Regions from separate parts of the Homo sapiens genome. Here region 1 is linked to region 2. Evidence: chromatin loops called from intact Hi-C (ENCODE). Cell type or tissue: lower leg skin. All regions are shown on one strand. Links, peaks and the distances in the headings refer to the core of each region. The heading gives the core; the rest is flanking DNA.

Evidence for each region. Peaks named below come from ENCODE experiments on the same cell type or tissue, not always from the same donor. Only the 100,000 strongest peaks of a DNase experiment are listed, where the experiment ranks them.
Region 1: a loop joins it to region 2, with 16 times the contacts of the local background. A loop is called at or near these places in 7 of 110 quality-filtered maps.

Annotation. Positions count from the first base shown.
Region 1 is chr3:15,406,334-15,416,976 of GRCh38, reverse strand. It overlaps METTL6 (methyltransferase 6, tRNA N3-cytidine), which reads left to right. Exons shown (of 6, transcript NM_152396.4): 4 at 1,035-1,205; 5 at 2,815-2,956; 6 at 5,540-7,217. The coding sequence ends at 5,721. Among named protein-coding and RNA genes, the nearest start is that of METTL6, 16 kb to the left of the region's middle. In lower leg skin, for the core only: no CTCF peak of the experiment used is centred there; no DNase peak of the experiment used is centred there.
Region 2 is chr3:16,247,455-16,258,097 of GRCh38, reverse strand. It overlaps LOC124906218 (a long non-coding RNA gene), which reads right to left and starts at 6,912. Exons shown (of 2, transcript XR_007095838.1): 1 at 2,823-6,912; 2 at 1-573. It overlaps DPH3 (diphthamide biosynthesis 3), which reads left to right. Exons shown (of 3, transcript NM_206831.3): 3 at 1-1,037. It also overlaps a transcript of GALNT15 not described here. RefSeq lists enhancers at 1,915-2,416, 10,462-10,643. In lower leg skin, for the core only: no CTCF peak of the experiment used is centred there; no DNase peak of the experiment used is centred there.

The DNA.
Region 1 (10,643 bases), core at 781-8,780, 840 kb after region 2:
ACTTTATGATGAATTAGATTCACCCTGTCTAGTTTCTAGAAATCTGTTGGGAATCAGTTTAGATTGCATTGGATTTACAAATGGAATTATGAATAGAATTGACATCTTTTTAATTTTGCATTTAATTTTCCCATCCAGTAACTTTGTATATCTATTTATTCAGGTCCTCATTTACATGAAATAGAAGTTTAATGTTTTTCTTCATAATACTCCTATACATGTGTTGAAGCCTACCAACCAAAATGTACCAGGAACACATTTGTAGTCAAAAAAAGGTTAAGTTTATTTAGCTTGCTGCATAAAGAGAAAATATACCCCAGAAGAACTGCGGGAGCATCTCATCAAGGGGAATTAGAAGGGCTTCTCATAGGGTTTAGGCTTTAAGCAGATGATTCAAAGGAGGATTAAGGAAGCCAGAGGCCAGCAGGACATAGTGGCTCATGCCTGTAATCCCAGCACTTTGGAAGGCTGAAGTGGGAGGATCACTTGAGGCCAGGAGTTCAAGACTAGCCTGTACAACATAGCAAGATCCCATCTTTACAAAAATAAAAATAAAAATTTAGCCAGATGCAGTGGTGCACACCTGTAGTTCCAGCTACTTAGGAGGCTGAAGTGGGAGGATAACTTGGGCTCAGGAGGTGAAGGCTGCAGTGAACCATGATCATGCCACTGCACTCTAGCCCAGCAGACAGAGTGAGACCCTGTCTCTTTAAAAAACAAAAAGAAGCAGAGGCCAGTTTTGGATCATCATCCCTCTGGAAATAATATGCTTCTAAAATGCTCAGTTTTGAGTACGTGATACTCTTATTGTCTCCTCAGTTAAAAATGATTTATTAAAATGAAGTCTTGCTCCTGTAGCAGTAGTGAATATTACATGCTTTATAGTGAGTGATTTATTAATCAGTTTTATCTGGTAACAGTGATAATTTCTATGTATACAAGTGGAAATTGGATCGCCTTTTGATGTTGTATTTTTCTATATGTATCAGCCTAGTGGTTGCATTAAAATTCATTTGTATTTCTTCCCCCTGTAGCAAAATCCTTTATATGATACAGAAAGATGCAAGGTATTCCAGTGTGATCTGACTAAAGATGATCTTCTGGATCATGTACCGCCAGAGTCTGTGGATGTTGTTATGTTGATATTTGTGCTGTCAGCTGTTCATCCTGATAAGATGCACCTTGTCTTACAAAACATTTACAAGGTTAGTGATTTGGGGCCTGCACTTGAGGGTTGGACAGTCTGGATTCTTTTACTTACCTTCCCTCATGAGGCTCATGTACTGTCTAGATTCACATAGTCTCTCCATTCTCACTAGGTAGGCTGTGTAGTGAGTGTATAGAAAGGGGTCCTCTGGCATAAAACATCCACCCTAAATTCTGATTTGTGCAGTGCCATGGCTGCTCTTCAGAGCTTCGCCAGCCCTGGGACAAGGATGATTTTGCAGTTACCTGGGATCCATGGAGTCCTGCTATAAGGTGAGAGGAGTTATGGTTTAGTGGTCAAGAGTACACAGTTTGGCCAGGTGTGGTGTTTCATGCCTGTAATCCCAACACTTTGGGATGCCAAGGCAGGTGAATCACTTGAGGTCAGGAGTTTGAAACCAGCCTGGCCAACATAGCAAGACCTTGTCTAAAAAAAGCTAATGTATGATCATTGGCAGATCACTTAACCCTGTTGAGTATTGGTTTCCGTGTCTCATGTGAGAATAATAATCACATTCCTTTGTCCCACAGTTGGGTGAAGATACAATGAGAAAATGTATGGTTAAGCAGTCAAATGCTAGGCATGTATCAGTCATTAGCACCGTGATTGAGCTATACATTGTGGCACAATGAAATGAGAGCTGAGGCTCAGAATGAGGAAAACCAACCTGAATCAGTAAAGAGCCAAAACGACATTCTGGTTTTTTGTTTGTTTGTTTGTTTGTTTTTTTAAGAGACAGTTGAATACAGTTTGAGTACTAGGAGATGGTGAATAAAATGTTGCAAGAAAGTGCTTCAATGAGGATAACACTTTCATTTATTGTCTCTAACACTTATTTATTTATTTTTGAGACAGGGTCTTGCTGTGTCACTCAGGCTGGAGTGCAGTGGCATGGACGTGGCTCACTGCAGCCTCAACTTCCTGGGCTCAAGCAGTTCTCCCACCTCAGCCTCTGAAGTAGTTGGGACTACAGGACGCACTACCAGATCCAGCTAATTTTTAATTTTTGTGTAGAGATGGGGTCTCACTATATTGCCCAGGTTGGTCTCTAACATTTTAATCCTGTGACACTGGACATTCCAGGGTGCTCTTGGAGGTACTCAAGAATTGTCTTCAGGGACGAGCGAGGTGGCTCACGCCTGTAATCCCAACTTTGGGAGACTGAGGTGGGCAAATTACTTGAGGTCAGGAGTTCGAGACTAGCCTGGCCAACATGGTGAAACCTCATCTCTACTAAAATACAAAAATTAGCCGGGCATGGTGGCGGGCACCTATAATCCCAGCTACTCGGGAGGCTGAGACACGAGAATCACTTGAACGTGGGAGACGGAGGTTGCAGTGAGCTGAGATTATGCCACTGCACTCCAGCCTGGGCGACAGAGCAAGACTCCATCTCAAAAAAAAAAAAAAAAGAAGTGTCTTAGTGTTATGGAGCCCTGCCTGGTCTTACTATCTTTTTAAGTAGTAGGCCATTTTGGTTCCGTATTATGGGCATTTCAGTCTGTCCCCTTAGTAACTATCACAAATTTATTTTAAGTCCTAACTTAATCAGGTTTTATTTTGACAGGGTTCTCCAAAGTCATGTTCAGCCTGCTTTTGTTTCATAGGTATTAAAACCAGGCAAAAGTGTCTTGTTTCGTGACTACGGACTGTATGATCATGCCATGCTTAGGTTTAAAGCCAGCAGCAAACTTGGAGAAAACTTTTATGTTAGACAAGATGGGACCAGATCATATTTTTTTACTGATGGTAAGATGAATGGAATCCAGTCTTTAAATGTTTTATTCTTTGTTTCTGTTTATTTGATTGCATTATCACTGCAAGGCTGCTTGGAGAAGGCTTGCGACATGTGCACGAGACCCTGAAACAAGCCCTCTACTGCACAATATTTACCCAGCACCTGGAAGGCACAGACCTGGCCCCTGCCCTTGAAGAGCTCACAAGCCTTCTCTGGTGTCAGTGACTCCCCTAATGAGCTTGGGTTAATGGACAGCCTCTGACATGCCATGTGGATTCCCTACTAGGAATTGTGCTGGAATAAGAGGGAGGGCAAGTCAGAAACTTCTTGTCCAGTTAAAAATAAAGCAAATTTGACAGTATAATGCCTTGAGATTACTTTCCCATGGCACAAAGTCAGGAAACCTTTTTCTGTAGAATTGATTGGATCTGTTTTGGGGTTTGGTTTTTTTGTTGTTTTTGAGACAGAGTCTAATTCTGTCACCCAGGCTGGAGTGCAGTGGTGTGATCTTGGCTCACTGCAGCCTCCACCTTCCAGACTCAAGTGATCCACCGAAGCCTCCTGAGTAGCTGGGACCACAGACACATGCCACCATGGCTGGCTAATTTCTTGTATTTTTGGTAGAATGGGGGTTTCACCATATTGCCCATGCTGGTCTCGAACTTCTGAGCTCAAGTGATCCATCTGTCTCAGCCTCCAAAAGTGGTGGGATTACAGGTGTTAGTCACCATGCCTGTCCTGGATCTGTTTTTAAATAAATATGCAAATTTGCTGTAAAGAGGCATTTATTTATTTTTGAGACAGAGTCTTACAGGCTGGAGTGCAGTGGCATGATCTTGGCTCACTGCAACCCCCACCACCCAGGCTCAAGTGATTCTCATGCCTCAGCCTCCCAAGTAGCAAGGATTACAAGTGTGTGCCACCACACCCAACTAATTTTTGTATTTTTAGTAGAGATGCGGTTTTGCCATGTTGGCCAGGCTGGTCTCAATCTCCTGGTCTCAAGTGATCTGCCCACTTCAGCCTCCCAAAATTCTGGGACTGCAGGTATGAGCCACCATGCCCAGCCTAAAGAGGTATTTAAAAAGTCATTTTTGATAAGAAAATGTGGAACATTATTTTGGTCTTTTAGGTGTCTTGAACATAGTCTACCTAATCATCTAGACAGGAAGATAATTAACCTCTATTTTAACAAACATTTTTCTTCTTGAAATGAAATATTCTTTTAGATACCAAAATGAATTAAAATTGAGTGATTACTATTAAAGCTGCAAAATTATTTGGGAGACTGAGATAGAAGGATCACTTGAGCTCAGGAGTTCGAGACCAGCCTGGGCAACCGTGAAACTTTGTCTCTACTAAAAATAAAAAAAAAAAAATATTAGCCAGGAGTGGTGGCATGCACTTGTGGTCCTGCTGCTTAGGAGGCTGAGGCAAGAGGATCATTTGGCCCCAGAAGATGGAGGCTGCAGTGAGCTATGATCATACCACTGCCCTCCAGCCTGGGCGACAGGGCGAGAAGCCTATCTCAAAAAAACAAAACAAAACAAAACAAAATGCAAAATTATCAAAATAGGTTAAAATTCAAAAGATGTTTTAATTCATAAAATTTAAACCAATTGTAAATATTGAGAAGATTCAGTGATATCTGCAGAGTGCTTCAGAGCACGTTCTCTGGAGCAATGCTCTTAGTACGAGTCTTTATTTTTGCTGCCTCACCATTTATTCTGTTTGTTTCATTTAATGTGTAGTGATGTATTATTTGGGTTAGATTTTCCTGGAGCTAGGTCACCACTGGGTGTTTTTCTCCACTCTGATCACAAATTTTCCTCCTTCGTGTTAGGATGAATAAGATGTTTGATGTAAACAAATTGAGCACATGCAGACCTTGTAGGAGTATAGCCAATTTTTATGTTTTTGTTCGGAGATGGGAAACAATAAGATAATTTTTAAAAAGGAATATAATCGGCCGGGCCCAGTGGCTCATGCGTGTTATCTCAGCACTTTGGGAGGCCAAGATTGGGGGATCATTTGAGGTCAGGGGTTTGAGACCAGCCTGGCCAACATGGCGAAACCCTGTCTCTACTAAAAATACAAAAAAATTAACCAGGCATGGTAGTGTGTGCCTGTAGTCCCAGCTACTTAAGAGGCTGAGGCAGGAGAATCACTTAAGCCCAGGAATCGGAGGTTGCAGTGAGCCGAGATCGTGCTCCTGATCTAGCCTGGGTGACAGAGTGACATTGTGTCTCAAAAAAAAATTTTTTTTTAATTAAAAAAAAAAAGGAATATAACCAATTTGGAATTGTTTCTTTTTACTCGGGCTTTTGTATTTGAGAATTCATAATAAGGCAAGATGCGAACACCAGGTTGTCCTTCACCTTGTTCTGATTTAATTGTTTAATTGGAGGTTTCTGTTTGGGTAGAAGAGGAGAAGGAGTGTATTAGTTCCCAAATCAAAACCTTTAAATTTTAGCATTGAGGTTTTCATTTAAAAAAATATTAAAATAGCCTCAGCCCTCTATCCCTCCTCAAGGACTGCAAAGCAAATGTAATGTTATGAAGACTGTTGAGCATTGTTGATGCTTGTCTTACAGACTTCCTGGCTCAGCTCTTTATGGACACAGGTTATGAAGAAGTGGTAAACGAGTATGTGTTTCGAGAGACGGTGAATAAAAAAGAAGGCCTGTGTGTGCCAAGAGTTTTCCTTCAGAGCAAATTTCTAAAGCCTCCTAAGAACCCATCTCCTGTGGTCCTGGGCCTGGATCCTAAGTCCTGACCTTTCATGAGGTTGGCATTTATACCTTCCCTTGAAGAGGAAAATTTAAAATCACTCTTTCGTCTGGGTGCGGTGGCTCATGCCTGTAATCCCAGCACTTCGGGAGGCCGAGGTTGGGGGATCATCTGAGGTCAGGAGTTTGAGACCAGCCTGGCCAACATGGTGAGACCCCATCTCTACTAAAAATACAAAAAAATTAGCTGGGCATAGTGGCGAGTGCCTGTAATCCCAGCTACTCAGGAGGCTGAGGCAAGAGAATCGCTTGAACCCAAGAGGCGGAGACTGCAGTGAGCCAAGATCATGCCATTGCACTCCAGCCTGGGCGACAGAGTGAGACCCTGTTTCATAAATAAATAAAATCACTCTTTTTACTTTATATATTTTTTGAGACAGGATCTTGTGGTACGCAGGCTGGAGTGCAGTGGTGTGTGATCACAGCTCATTGTAGCCTCGACCTCCCCTGGGCTCAAGCAGTCTTCCTGCCTCAGCCTCCTGAGTAGCTAGGACTACAGGTGTAAGCCACCATGCCTGGCCCTTAATTTTTTTTAATGAGCATGTACAGTAGTCCCGCTTTATCCATGGTTTCACTTACCACAATTTCAATTACCTGTTTTCAACTGCAGTCAGTTACTTTTCTTAAGATATTTTGAGGGTTATAGGCTCATGCCTATAACCCCAGCACTTTGAGAGGCCAAGGCCAGCAGATCCCTTGAGCCCAGGAGTTCAAGACCAGTGTGGGCAACATGGTGAAACTCTGTCTCTACAGAAAATACAAAAATTAGCCAAATGTGGTGGCATGTGCCTGTAGTCCCAGCTGGGGTGGGAGGTTAGCTTGAGCCTGGAAGGTGGAGGTTGCAGTAAGTCGAGATCACGCTACTGCACTCCAGCCTGGGCGACAGAGCAAAAGTCTGTCTCAAAAAAAACAAAAAAAATTTGAAAGATCACATTCACATAACTTTTATTACGGTATATTGTTAAAGTTGTTCTTTTTTTTTTAGAGTTTGGTACCATCTTGGTTTCAGGCAACCACTGGGGGTCTTGAAACATACCACCCGCAGATACGGGGGGCTACTATGTACTTTTTGTATTAAAAAATAGGAAGTGTATGTGTGTGTGTTAGAGACATGTAAATAAAATTTCAAGGCCTGAAAAGTAGTCAAAGTTTTATAGAATAACATAATTTAGCCATATTGTTCACTGTAAAATTCCACAAAGAAAAGCCTAAGGACCCTGTAGCACGTAAAGAGATTCTTGTCATTACTCATGTGACTGTAAGTGTTCCCCCAGGCAACATGTCAGACAACCATGGGGAAAAATGAGGCCAAGTAGACTAAAATAAGACACTCATATATATTTCTAGCCTAAAGGAGTGTTCTGTTTTCTTCTTTTTCGAGTGTCATATTTGCCCATTGGTCTCCCCTTTAGTTCAGTTATGTATTTCTTCAAAACCAGTGTTCCACAAATACCACTTTTGCTCTGTCTGTGCTCAAGAACCCTCCATGGCTCCATATCTGATTGTTGAGACCCCTTATCACTGGGCCAGTTCCTTGCCACATTGTTTGCCCTGGGGGGGAGAGAGGGAATGGCCATCACCTGTCCTCCCCTCTGCCCCATTTGTCCAGTGCTGTTTCTCGGAGAAGATGACTGGTGTCTAGTTTAGAGTTAGAATTTCAGAGTTGAGAGGGGCTTTAGAATGGACATTCCAACTCCCTATTGGGAAATGAGGAAGCAGTAGCAAGGGGTAAATGATGAGTCCAAAATCACGTAGCTAGTGTTGCAGAATATGGGGAAATCCCTAAATTGGTCTGCTGACCTCTTTCCCAATCATTGCCTTTTAATGACTTTTCCTTTATGAAGTAAAATCCAGGTTATTTTGTTCTGCTCACGAGTTGAGCCTGTAAGCCTTTCTGTTTGCCTTTCTGCAGAAAGCTGTTTGTGAGAACCCTGTCTTGAGTACATGACTGGACTGCACATGCAGCAGGCCTGGGCCCTTCAACTCCAACTACATCTGGAGGAGGGGTCCCAGTGTGAAGGGGTTGGATAATAGTCATAGTGGTTCTGTACAATCAGAATAAATCCTGGCTCCTGAAGAGAAGAGGGGCAGGCAGCAGGGCTCACACTGTGCGTGCTGGGTGTTGTGATTCTGCCATCTGTCCTCAACTTCTTGGGAGGGGCTGATGGAACTTGTAGAGATGGTGGACCTTTAGGGGGCTTCATGGGCCTTCTCACAGTGAGAATCCAGCCCTGTCCAGAAGCAGCCTCAAGCTCCGCACTTTCAGTCCAGTGCTGTCTCCCAAAGCCCCCTCCGCCAAATGAATCCCACAGCCAGCTTCAGCCTCAGATGCTGCCCACTGCCCCCTCCGTAGAAGTCCTTTCACCTGTGTCTCTACTAGGTCTGACCAATGTTTCTTGGATTTTATTGGCTAAGCTGGATAAAGACAGGCCATTTAAAGTAGGAAAGTGGGATCCTGGGTGATGTAGCAAGACCCCATCTCTATGAAAAAAATAAGAAAATTAGCCAGGTATGGTGGTATATGCCTGTAGTCCCACCTACTTGGGAGACTGAGGTTGAAGGATCCCATGAGCCCAGGAGTTGGAGGCTGTAGCGATGGAGTGAGCCATTATCACACCACTGCACTACAGCATGGGTGCAGAGCGAGACCCCGTGTCCAATTGAAAAAAAAAAAAAAAAAGAGCAAGGAGCAGTGTAGTGTAGTAGGATAAGCCTGTGCTTTTGTTATCAGAAGTCATTTGGAATTTTGGCCTCATTCCTTAACCTGTTTGAACCTCACATTCCTCGTTTTTATAATGGGGATAACTACTAACTTAAAAGTGTTCAGAGGATTAAAGGAAGTACATATATATGGCACGTGAGTATCATTTCCCTCAGTCCTCATTTTTTGAACATAGAAGCTTAACATACATACAGAAAAGTGCACAAATCATAAGTATTTAGCTCACTGACATCACAGAGTGAACATACCTGTATGACGCGTCCAGCATGACTGGCACCCCAGAACCCACGCCACCCCTGTGTCTCGTTCCAGTCACTGTCCCCACAAGGATATCCTCTATTCTGAAGTCTAACACCAGAGAGTAGTTTTTCTTCTATTTTTAAAATTCTCCCCAAAAAAGTTTAAGGACAACTTACAAAAATACAAAAATTACACGATTTTAAGTAGGGAAATTGGGCTAAAGGAAAATAAAAGTTGAGGCCAGGAAAATAATCTTATCCACACAAACTGCATTACAGCAGGTCTTATACACTTAAGGATAAATAACAGATTTTGCTTCCTAGTTGTCAGTGTAAAGAAGGAAACAAGATCAAGTTCAGACTCCATGCGATAAACCTGAGGCAGCTACCCCTAATCTGGAGATCTAAGGAACCTTTCCCTCTAGTTCCCATAAAGAGAACACTACAACATGGCAAACTTAACAGTTTTACCAATAATAAACACAAGTATCAAAGCATTGTTTCTGATAATATAGCTTAACATAGATATAACCCCCAAAGGACTAGTCAAATAAGTGGATGAAGAGGACTGAAAGGGGCTGGTCTAGATGGGTTTAGAATCCCTAGAAGACTAACGGGCTGTTGGTCCTTCGGTCAGTTTTCCATCAATAGTGTTCTCAGTGGAGGGTTTGATGTGAATCTAGGAACCAGGAGGTCTAGGTTATTGTCCCTTAGAAGGGTAGCTATTGGGCAGACCATCCGGCCAAGAGACAAGTAAGAATGACTTCAGAGAAAGCAAAACAGGTTGATGAAGTCGTCTTCCTTTGCCAGTGGTTGGCTGGGCATATACCTGTGAATGGGGCCAACAGTTTCCTCCAAACACAACCTGGAGTTGTCTCTACCCACAGGAGTAATTATGCCCCAAATTCTAACCCCCATAAAGCCAGGCTGCAAAAGTTTTCATTTAGAATATTTAAAGGTGAAGCTGGGCATGGTGGCTCATGCTTGTAATCCCAGCACTTTGGGAGGCTGGGGTGGGCAGATCACATGAGGCCAAAAGTTGGAGACCAGCCTGGCCAACATGTTAAAACCCTGTCTCTGCTAAAAATACAAAAATTAGCTGGGCGTGGTGGTGCATGTCTGTAGTCCACTGTAGTCCCAGCTAATTGAGAGGCCGAGGCTCACTTGAACCCGGGAGGTGGAGGTTGCAGTGAGCCCAGGTTGTGCCACTGCACTCCAGCTTGGGTGACAGAGTAAGAGTCTGTCTCAAAAAATAAACAATAAAAACAATATTTAAAGCTGGTTTAATGACATGCCGACCTCTGACACTGAGCAAGTGGCCTCTCATATATTTAAGATACATTAAGATTAACTGCTGGTCGTGGTGGCTCATGCCTGTAATCCCAGCATTTTGGGAGGTTGAGGCAGGTGGATCATCTGAAGTCAGGAGTTCGAGACTAGCTTGGCCAACATGGCAAAATCTTGTCTCTACTAAAAATACAAAAAATTAGCTAGGCATGGTGCCTTTAGTCTCAGCTACTCGAGAAGCTGAGGCAGGAACCTGGGAGGTGGCGGTTGCAGTGAGCCAAGATCATGCCATTGCACTGTAGCCTGGGCAACAGAGTGAGACTCCATCTCTCTCTCTCTCTCTCTCTCTCTCTCTCTCTCTCTCTATATATATATATATATATATATATATATATATATATATATATAACTGTTTGTTTTTTTTTTTTCATGGCTGGGTCAGGGTTGGAAGTGGGCCCAGGCAGCTGCCAACTTTAAGATATGTTGATTGTAAAATGTACTTCTTGTTAAATTAATGAGGTGACCCAGTCCATCAGTATTTTAACTATGAGCCAGTAGATTGGTTCACAAGCATATTAAAGGCCAAACCTAAAAATGGCTTCAGTCTCATTGCCTCTAGGTTCTTGTGTTCATTCTCGCTGGACACATTTCCATCAGTGCA
Region 2 (10,643 bases), core at 1,107-9,106:
GCACATTCAGAAACATTTTTCTTGGAAAAAGTACCCAACATTTTTTATAACTGCACATATTAATTTATTGCCAGAATAAATTGCATTGCATGCTAAATAAAGTCAGATAATTCAAATCCATTTGCTTTTATGTAGTTTTTCTTCTAAATGTCAACATTTTGAATTAAAATGTTTATGATTTTATATGAGGTAGAAATCTTAACTGCTTTGGGGTATTGTTAATAGACTTTTTGTTATGGACAGTAGTTTTTAAATAAGGAAATTGCCAATTTCTACAGTTTGGGCTCTGGATTTCTATTGTTTGGGAAAAAAATAACTGAGTCAAGTGGTAGTAAGACAAAGTTGACATTCTTAGATGAGTAACTCAGTTTATTACAAGGAAAGAAAACTGATTGTTTAAGGCTGATGATCAATTCTTGGAGTGGTTTCAGAGCCCAGCTCTGGTCAGAAGACAATTTGAATCTTAGTTCCTCCACTGTGATCTCCGAGAAGTTACTTAATAATTATATTCTGGTTTGTGAAATCTGGATCATAGTACCTCTTTGACAGGGTTGCTGTGTGAACCCATTCATTCTGCAATTAGAAAAATAGCTGTCATGTGCTATGCACTAGGCAAAGAAGTACCTGTCACATGCTAGGCACTAGGGGAAGAAGATTCGGTTTCTACATTTGGAAACTTAGTGGAACTAGAAGAGACAGAAGCAAGATTACAGATGAGTTAGAGCCCCCAAGGAAACAAACCAGGTGATGTGGGAGAGAGTAACTGGGTCAGGTGACTTTTTAAGGGAGTCTGAGCTCTGGCACTTTTTCTAAGACCTGAAGGATGAGAAGGAAACAGCCTTGTGAAAATGATTAAATGAGCTAGTATCTATAAAACATGACAGCTAATGCCTGTCATGTGCAAAAAATGGTTAACTATTCTAACTCCGAAAGGAATTAAACATTGTTTTGCGCTTTCTCCTAGTCCATGTTCTGCTGCTGTAACAATACCTGAGACTGGATAATTTATCAAGAATAAAGGTTAATTTGGCTCATGAGTCTGGCGCCTGGGGAGTTCATGTTATGACCATGGTGAGGGTCTCGTGCTGTGTCCTAACATGATGGAGAAGCAGAACGGGAAGCGGGCATGTGCAAAGATACCATACTGGAGAGTCAGCCTTATTTTATAGCAACCGCCTCTCTTGGTAACTAATCCAGTCTTGGGAGAGGGAACACTCACTCCCACCAGATGTCATTAATTTCTTCAAGGGCAGATCCCTTGTTATCCAAATACCTCTTAAAAGTCTCACCATCTTTCAACACCATTACGTTGGGGACCAAGCCTCAATATGAGTTTGGTGTGGACAAACCATATCCAAGCCACAGCAAACATTGACAGTATTCTTGGCATAAATATGAGAAGTGCAAAGTTTTGGACACCCTTGCCTCCCTCTTATTGAATCTAGGGGTAGGGCCCAGCAACCTGTGTTTTAACAAGCCTGCTTGCTGATTCGCATGCAGTTAAAAGTTTGGGAACCACTGGTTTTCAAACTTGACAGCACATTTGTAATCGCTTCGGGCGCTTTAAAAATTTGATGCCCCAGTGAGTCTGACTTAATTGATTTGGGTGCAACTTGGGCATCAGGATTTTTTAAAAAGTCTCCCTAGCGATTCTAACATGTAGCCAAGGCCTAGAACCACTGGGCTAGAAAAGCAGAAAGTTCATAATCACTAAGTTAAAAGGAACCATTTTTTTTTTTAGACGGAGTCTCGCTGTGTCACCCAGGCTGGTGTGCAGTGGCGCGATCTCCACTGCAAGCTCCGCCTGCCAGGTTCATGCCATTCTCCTGCCTCAGCCTCCTGAGTAGCTGGGACTACAGGCGCCCGCCACCATGCCTGGCTAATTTTTTATATTTTTTAGTAGAGACAGGGTTTCACCGTGTGAGCCAGGATGGTCTCGATCTCCTGACCTCATGATTCGCCAGCTTCGGCCTCCCAAAGTGCTGGGATTACAGGCATGAGCCACAGCACCCAGCCAAAAGGAGCCAATTTTTTAAAATGATCACACCTGCTTTGCACATGGACCAAGGAAAGGGGGCTCAATTGGCCACACACTGCATTTAGGCATGCAGTCAGCCTTAACAAGTGCCAGGAGAGCCCAGGCTGGGCTAATGTACACAGCGGGAGAGCTCTAAACTGGGCGGCCTCCGGGCTGCATCCCGTATTTAAACAGACAATCACATTTTCCAGCACACGCTGGCTGCTAATTACATACCTTACAAAAGCAACAGCTTCTGCAGGTGTAAGTAATTAGGATTTCTTTAACTCCATTTGAGGATGCCTGCCATTCCCTGCTTTTTACCTAGCAAATTGCCATGATTACATATTTGACTGGGAAACCAGTTTACAAATTATTCCTTGCTAAGAGTTTAAAACAAAGGACACACAAAAGAGAAATCACAATTCCACAAAAGGCTTAAAATACAGTGGAAGTAGAGTGGGGGGAATCTCCACCTTTCTCTACATACTTGCAGAGATGCACTTACAGAAGAGCCCTAGAACTCAGAACGAAACACAATTCTTTGTAATGTATGAATGAATATTGTTCAAATTCTAGGAAAACAAGTTAGCATTTTAAAAAGGAAAGTTGTTTTTCAGTCTTCAGACTTTACCACTCAAATTAGGGGGAAAAAAGGCACGTCCTCTTCAAGCCCTGGCACAGGTGGACAAGTTCGAACTTTGGGGAAATTTGGAAGTTAGGAATGTCCAGCTGCAGGAGTGGAAACCCTGGAAGGGGCTAGTGAAGAAGTCTGGAAGGGTCTTTGCTTCCCTGGTGAGATTACCTCTGAGCTTGCAGCCGAGCATCGGTAATGGGGTTGGAGTTGCTGTTGGTCAGTAAAGCTGGCAGGAAGAAGCACCAGGCATGCAGCAGGAAAGACGGAAGATGAAAGCCAACCCACCAGCGCCTCTGCAGCTGTCTCTCACCACCTTACACTGTAGCGCTCTCCAGTCACAGCTGCTGCCTCCTTTCTGCCTTTCAAACCTTGCACCAATTTCTTGTTTTTACTCATCTGTAACCCAGAACCATATTGGGAAGAGAATACTGGGAAATAGTCCCAGCTTGGCCAAGTTAATATAGTACAAAACTACCACAGTTACTGATACTGAAAAGCCACTCAAATCCACTTGAATATCTTAATTAGAAACCCTACTAATTTTCATCTTTGTACAACCTGGAAAACTTTGCCACAGCACCTGCTGAGACAGGACAAATGCCGGGAAACTAACCTAGCTACCAATGTAGATTGCAGAGGCACAGGTAGGCCCAGCAGTCTGTTTCCAAGGAAGATAGCCATCTCAGTCCCAGTTGTGGCAAGTGAGAGGTACTTGATTTGGTATATGAAGTAGCTCCCAAATGGGGGTACATGCCCAGTAAGGAGTAGGAGATCCCAATAAGTGCACAGGGCCACCAGCATTGCTTCAGTCCAGGAGGATCGACACTTGGGGCAATTTCCATGTGAGATCTGACCTTGGTATCAGGACCCAGTCACTAGGCAAATATTTGGGGCCAGACTTCATACTTAGAGGGGAACTGAATGTTTGATAGGGTCAAAGATTGTATCTTTGGACAAAAATTAATGCCAAAGTTGAGAATGAGGAACAGGGGAAAGCAAACCCTTAATGGGCACTACCTGTGTGTACTTTAGGACAGCACAGGCCACCGGGTCCACCCCAGAGGATGTTGGGTCCCAGTGTACAATTCCTAATGGCAGTGAGGACTTAGAGCATTACTGTAGCTAGCAGGTATCTCCGAACCACCAACTGATGATGGTGATGAGAGTAAAGCATACTGGATAGGGGATTGGGGACCATTTTATGAGATTAAATGAGATAACGCATGTAAAGCACTTAGCACAGATTTTGCACCTAGTAAGGGCTCAATAAATAATAGTTTAATCTTACGTGTTTCTTGCTCCATAATAAATTACTTAAGACTATGTTGTGAGGTACTTGCCTGAATTTACAGGTTTAGACAACAATGGACTCAGCCACAATGTATCAGGGTTCAATCCCAAGAAGCTGAAGAACCATGAGTGAGAGAGAATGGAGATGTGTTATAAGGATTAGACTTTACACGGCGTGGGAGCTAGTGGAGGCATCAAGGGAAGGCGGTTATTTCTGCATCTGATGTTGATCCTAAAGTAGTAATTGGTCGGCCAAACTGGTAGTCGTAAAAGGAAGCTTGGTGTGAACAAGAGAAAATACAAACCGGAACCTACATCTGTCTCACTACCTCCAACCTTAATGCTGTGGGTGACTTCTAGGGGAAGCTGGCACCCGTCTCCACAGAGTTGCATAACCACTTGGCCCAGAACAAGGCAAGCTAGCAGATTGCAACATGCATAAGCACCCACTGTTCCTGGGATCCTGCTCCAGCCTTCAGAGCCTAAAAAAACATGTCTGCTGCTTTACTTCTGGCTTCCATATCTTGCAGAAAAATTCTCTTGTGGTCAGTGCTAACCCAGGACCACCAGAGAAGGGAATACTGGGAAATGTAGGCCCAGTTTAGCTAAATTGTAACATACATCACTGGGGAAGTCAAGGCAGGAGTGGGACATTATTGGTCTTCAATGAGTAAAGGGATCATAGCATCGCATTGTTTAGATCACACTATGAAGTTGGTATCATAATCCTCATAGTAACTGAAACTAAGTCTTTGCCAATGTATCAATCAGGAGTTGTTACACTACAAGCCACCCCAAAACTTAAAACAAAAGTCATTTATTCTTGTTTAAGTGTCTGTTGGTCAGCTGGGGGTTGGCTGATCTTGGTTGGGTTTGGCTGAGTGGCTCTAAACTGCAGATTAAGTCTGGGTCCAGTCTTACGTTTCTCTTCCTTCTTGGGCCAGTGAACCAGCTGGAACAGGTGCAGGTGCCAAGTCCCACTGCACATGCACATTTGAAGTCATGGCTTGCATCCGATCTGCCAGTGTTTCATTGGCCAGAATGATCACATGGCTGAGCTAAAGTCAAGGGCAGGGAAATACAATTCTTCCATGGAGGTGGTGGAGGGAAGGAGTGAAGAATTTTGAAAAGTAATTTAATCTATCACAGTCATTAAATGACTGGCTTGGCATTTCAATACAAATACTTTTGACTCCAAATGCCATTGTCTTTCTTTTATGGTAGTGTTTGAATAATTGAAAAACTTTCCAAGGCATAAGATGGAAGCAGTTGAAACTTTCAAACAAATTAGTTATTCTCATCTTTCTGGCCAGACATGAGACAACAGTCCCATGGGATTAATTTTTGCTACATTTGCATTTTGAGGTGAGTGAGGCATTGGCTGTGGTTTCTGTATTCAAAACCAGGCTTCACCTTCAGCAACATAACTCTGATAATAACGAGTTAATATTCCAAAGTCTGCCATAAACATCCTCTTGAAGGTATTTATTAACTCTAATTATGGAGAGAAATGGAGCCATATACTCATAAGATGTCATTAAAAATGAGCTAGAATGCCCACGGGAACGTAGACTACTCACCTTACTGTGTCTGTTTCCTGGTTGCTAGAACTTTGGGATGATTCATTTTGAGTGTTTTTTTTTTTTTGCAGCGAGTTCCCTGATACATTTCAGTGGTGCCCAACAGTTTGTTATGCAGACTGTTTCAAATCAGGACAGCAGCTCTCACTTCAAGTCTGATATGATCCGCGTGACCATAGCTGAAACCTTGAACTTTGGACCTTAAACAAAGTCTGCCATATATAGCTTACATATTCCTAGCAGAATGTGGCCTATCAGTGACTTGTCCATCTGGCTTGGCTAAGCTCTCTCCATACCACGCTGAGTTAGAGGGGGAAAAAGTCAGTGAAGTTAGCCATGAAGGAGAACTTTCTGCTTGGAAAAGTGTTAAGATGGTTAGTACTACTCACTTCAAAATGGATAAACGGTGTCGTGCAATCAATAAATATGCTCCAAGCATTTTTTATTTATGAGAACTGGGGCCTAATCTCTGTGCAAGGGAGGGTTTAAAAACTAGAATTATGTTACAGAGAATCTGTAAGGACAGGACAGAAATGTTTCTCACCAATAAGTGACCCCAATGTATGTTTTGGCAGTTAAACGATTGGAAGCTTTGTCCTCTTTGCCAAACATGCACCTTCCTCATCATCAATTTAAAAAACTATCCTGTGGACATAAAGAGGCAGAAGGAATGCCTGACCCCAGCCAGATGGTTCCTGTTTTTCCTGCACACACACGTGTTCCTGCCCCATCTGTGGACTCAGTGGGTCACTGCCCTGGGCAAAGAGGCCAAAGATGATACTGATCACCTCTCTAGGTCTTGGCTTCTCAACTGTAAAATGGGGTGGCGGTAGGAGGAATGAAGGAATGACTTCTAAGGTTCCTCTCAGCTCTGTTCTGATGTGACTTTGAGAAAGCAGGTGACTATTTCTATACTTGGATGAAGCTGTCCTGGTTTGTCTGAAGGGGCAAACTCGAGAGGACTGCTGCCCTTCTGGGCTGGGGGATGGGGAGGAGGAAGAGGAGGAGCAGAGCGAGCAGCAGCAGTCCTAGGATGGTGGTGAATAGACAGCGCCAGGGCCTCTGGGGGAGCTAGAGTCATGGGACTCTGGTGCTGGCAGGCCCAAGCCCACGCCAGCTTGCAGGAGGGCAGTGCAGCCAGAAACCCTCTGCGATCATGTGTTCCCCTTCCCAAGGGGCAGCCTACTTCATGTGAGTGCCGGGCAGCTGACATTTGCAGGATCTTCACCCCAAGGTCTGAAGCAAACAGCCAGTCAGTTACTGGCCTCAGTGACATCTCAAGATGTGCCTAGCAGGGCTTTTGTGCTGTTCAGCATGGTAGCCACTAGCTATGTGTGGCTTTCTAAATGTAAATTTATTTATTTATGTATTTATTTATTTACTTATTTTGAGACAAGGTCTTTCTCTGTCACCGAGGCCGGACTGCAGTGGTGCAGTCATAGCTCACTGCAGCCTCCAGCTCCTGCGGTCAGCCTCCCAAGTAGCTGGAACTATAGGCACGTGCTACCATGTCCAGCCAATTTTTTATATTTTATAGAGACAGGGTCTTGCCATGTTGCCCAGGCTGGTCTCAAACCTCTGGCCTCAAGCAATCCTCCTGCCTCAGCCTCCCAAAGTGCTGGGCCTCCGGCACACTTATAGGTGTGAGCCTCCGTGCTCAGCCCTGAATTTAAATTAAAATGTATAAAATTAAATTAAGAAGCCAGTGCCTTAGTAGTCACACTACCACATTTCAGGTACACATGCGCACATGTGCTGTGGCTTGAGGTAACCCTACTGGATGGCTCAAATAACATTTCTATCTTCACAGCAAGTTCTCTTGAACAGTTCTATTCTAGAATGTGGCATGGTGCTCACGCACTGAAGAAATAACGCATCTACTAACTTCATCTTTTTTTCTATTACCTTTCTTTGCTTGCTATAGAATGTCTATATATACATTCTTTGAGAGTAGAGAAGAGACAGTGGATGTCAAATATCTGGGTTCAAGCCTCAGCTCTCCCACATCAATTTTAGGAGAACTATTTAGCACCTGTTTCTGCATCAATAAAAGGAGGTTCCCAGGGTAGTGGAAAAATATAGGTAATAAACATGAAGTTTTTGGTAAACTCTACTCACTGTAGATTTCCACCAAGTGATGCACAGAGAAATGGGAAGGGTCATGTCATTAAATTTTTGTTAAAAAGAGGTGTTTTTGGGGAATAATATTGGTGGTTTTTCAGAAGACACAGTAAGGATAAAATGATGCTACTTCCTTTAAGGTGGGAGGCACCCTTTAGGGAGCCTTCTTGACTTTTAGATTTTATAATGCAAAGTCTAGGACGTTCTAATCCTTAGAATACTAACACACACCTTGGAAATTAAATCAGGAGTCTCTGGAGGTGCACAGGAAACAATCACAAGACCCATCCATTTGTCACTCAAGGAGATAAAAAGAGAAGTTTTTATTGCTCTTTCTTCTACTTTATAAATTTGTGTGAAATTCTGTCCAGACTTTGGCATCACTTTCACGCAAGTCTGTTAATGCTTACCCAGTGACAAATTGGGCCCTCTCTCTCCTGTGTTGGTACGAAGGGGTCTTTTTGTTGGCAGGATTATTTCTCCAGCAGGACCAAAGGACACTTGAATTTCCCATGTGGCACAAAGGTGCCAAGAGGAAAGCACCCCTCCAGAGGAGATGGGCTCAGAGAGGAGGAAAGGGCTGGATTTCCAACCGACTCTCACTCCCCAGAGGTCAGCATCTGAGACACAGGCCAGAAGAAGCCAGCAGTTCTGGTTTCCAGGGGCCTATCAATGTCATCCCTGATCCACTCAGAGGAAGGGAGCACTCTGCCCTTGCCAATGTGAGAACGCCCCAGACGACTGGAAGGGAGCAGATAGGGCCTTTGCACCCCTCCCCAGCCTGTCCCTGCACCTCTGGCCAGTTCCAGGATGCTGGTTGTCAGGGCCCAGTCAGCCAGGGTCCAGCAGGCATATAGGACAACCCTGGACACTGCCAGGCTGCTCCCCAACAGCCTAAGAACTCACTAGAGTGGGCAATAGGGGGCGCTAATCCCCTATGGCTATGTCTGAAGTCAGATTGTCCTTGGTTCAAATCCTAAGTCTGCCACTTATTAGTGGGAATTGTTTTAACCTCTCTGAGCATCAGTTTCTTCTATAAAATGGGGACAATGATATTCTTTCACAGGGTGCTATGAGGGTCAAATGAAATAACAATTGTAAGCAGTTAGCACAGCACCTGCTTCATACTCATGTACATCCTTGCTTTGCCTTTTTCTAGTTTGATTCTGGGCATTTTAGCCTCTCTCTGTCCGGTCTTCCCATCTGTGAAATGGGGAGAGTAACAGCACCGGCCTCACTGGAGTGTTGAAAGGACAAAATGAGTTAGCATAAGAAAAGCACTTAGAACAAGGCCTGGCATGTGGAAAAATGTGAAGTAAGTGTCTGCTACTCCTCTTCATTTAATCAATATTTGTTAAGTTCTTGCTATGTGCCATGCATAATGATAGGAGCTGGAATGGTCCATGTTATTAACCAGTCTGCTTTCCACAGACTCCTAGCTGGTCAGGAAGTTCTGCCCTGCCTGGCCATGCCCCATCCACACACACATTGACGAGGAGCCCACCCCAGCCAAGGTTCTGTTTGGCTCCCGTCTGGGGCTCCTCAGTCTCCATCGCCTCATTCCCAAGTGCAGGAAACTGATTCCAAGGATAGTGCTTTCTATACATTGCAGAAATAGTGCTGGAATAAGGGCATCTCTGAGAAGATCCGTTCAGCTGTCAGAGAGCACTCAGGGATGCCTCCCACTGGTGTGCAGAAGTAACTGGCATGAAAGTACGTTAGAATTCACCACCCACCTGAGGTAAGCGAGGCATTTAAAAATGCATACCTATTTCAAGTAAAAACAGATGCCTCATTGTCATTTCTGTGACTCTCACAGTGATTTTGTCTTCAAGCTGTCTTTTTTTCCTCTAAGGAACTGAAGGCACAATGACCTGGGATTGTCAGTGTTCTCTACTGTGTCCAAACTGGATGCTGTTCAGAGAAGGGCTCATCATCCGGGGCCCAGCAGTCTTCTCCCCCGACAACTCCAGCTTTTCTGCACTGCCCATTCTCTGCCCTTTTTTGCACTCACCTTAAATTGTATTCCAATATCCTTACACGTGATTTTATATGTTCTTATATCACGGTGTGTATGTGTGTTTCGGCTTATGAAAGACAGAGATACAGATACAGAGAACGAGGAAGGGAGAGAAGGAATGAGAGAGAAAGAGCATGAGAGAGAGAATAAGAGAGAGAATGAGAGAGAGAATGAGGGAGAAAATGAATTAGACCACAAAAGCAGGGCATAGACCACGAGGATGTTTATTTGCCTGCTGGCTAAGGCACCTATATTTTCTAGGGCAGAATAACTTTTCATGTGTTTTGAGCGGGGGAGGGAGGCAGTGAACAGTAGCTTGAACGATAGCTTCTCTGTAAACATTGTCAGTAAACTGCAGGAGAAACACCGCCCCTCTTCAAAAACGACTGTAGTGAAAATGGAGCAGGTGGGACTGCGGCTAGGAGGCTGGTAGGTGGGCTGTAGAGTTTTCGCCACCAAATGACCGCAGCTGTTCACAGATGAGCTGGAAGCCTGGAGTGCCACATGTGCATGCCACTTCGTTCCTGGGACAGCCCCTGTGTGTGCTGGGTGACGTGTCGCCACCAAGCCAGGCCTCATGAGCACAAGGTTAGATCCTCAGTGCTAAAAAGGTGCTGGGTCCGGGAGGGGGACAGCAGACTGAGGTCGAGGGAAGCCCTGGAAATGCTGAGAGGTCAAGGGGATGGTGAGGGACTTTTATGTTCCCAGTACAGGAAGACAAAAAATGTATTTCAAGAGGAAATGATGCTTCATTTACAACACACTTTCCCAGGTTATCTGATTCTGGGCCTTGCGTTGTCTTTTATCAGTTGTGGGGTTGGAGTGAGTGTGGGTCACAGGCGTGCCTGTGCTTCTCCAGGTTTCACAAGCCCCGTTGAAGGGTGCAGCCTGCTGCTTTAATATTTGTTGCAGGCTGACCTGGTTCCTGTTTTAGTTCTGCCACTAGGTGGCGCAAGCTAACCAATTAGGGCTGCGGCG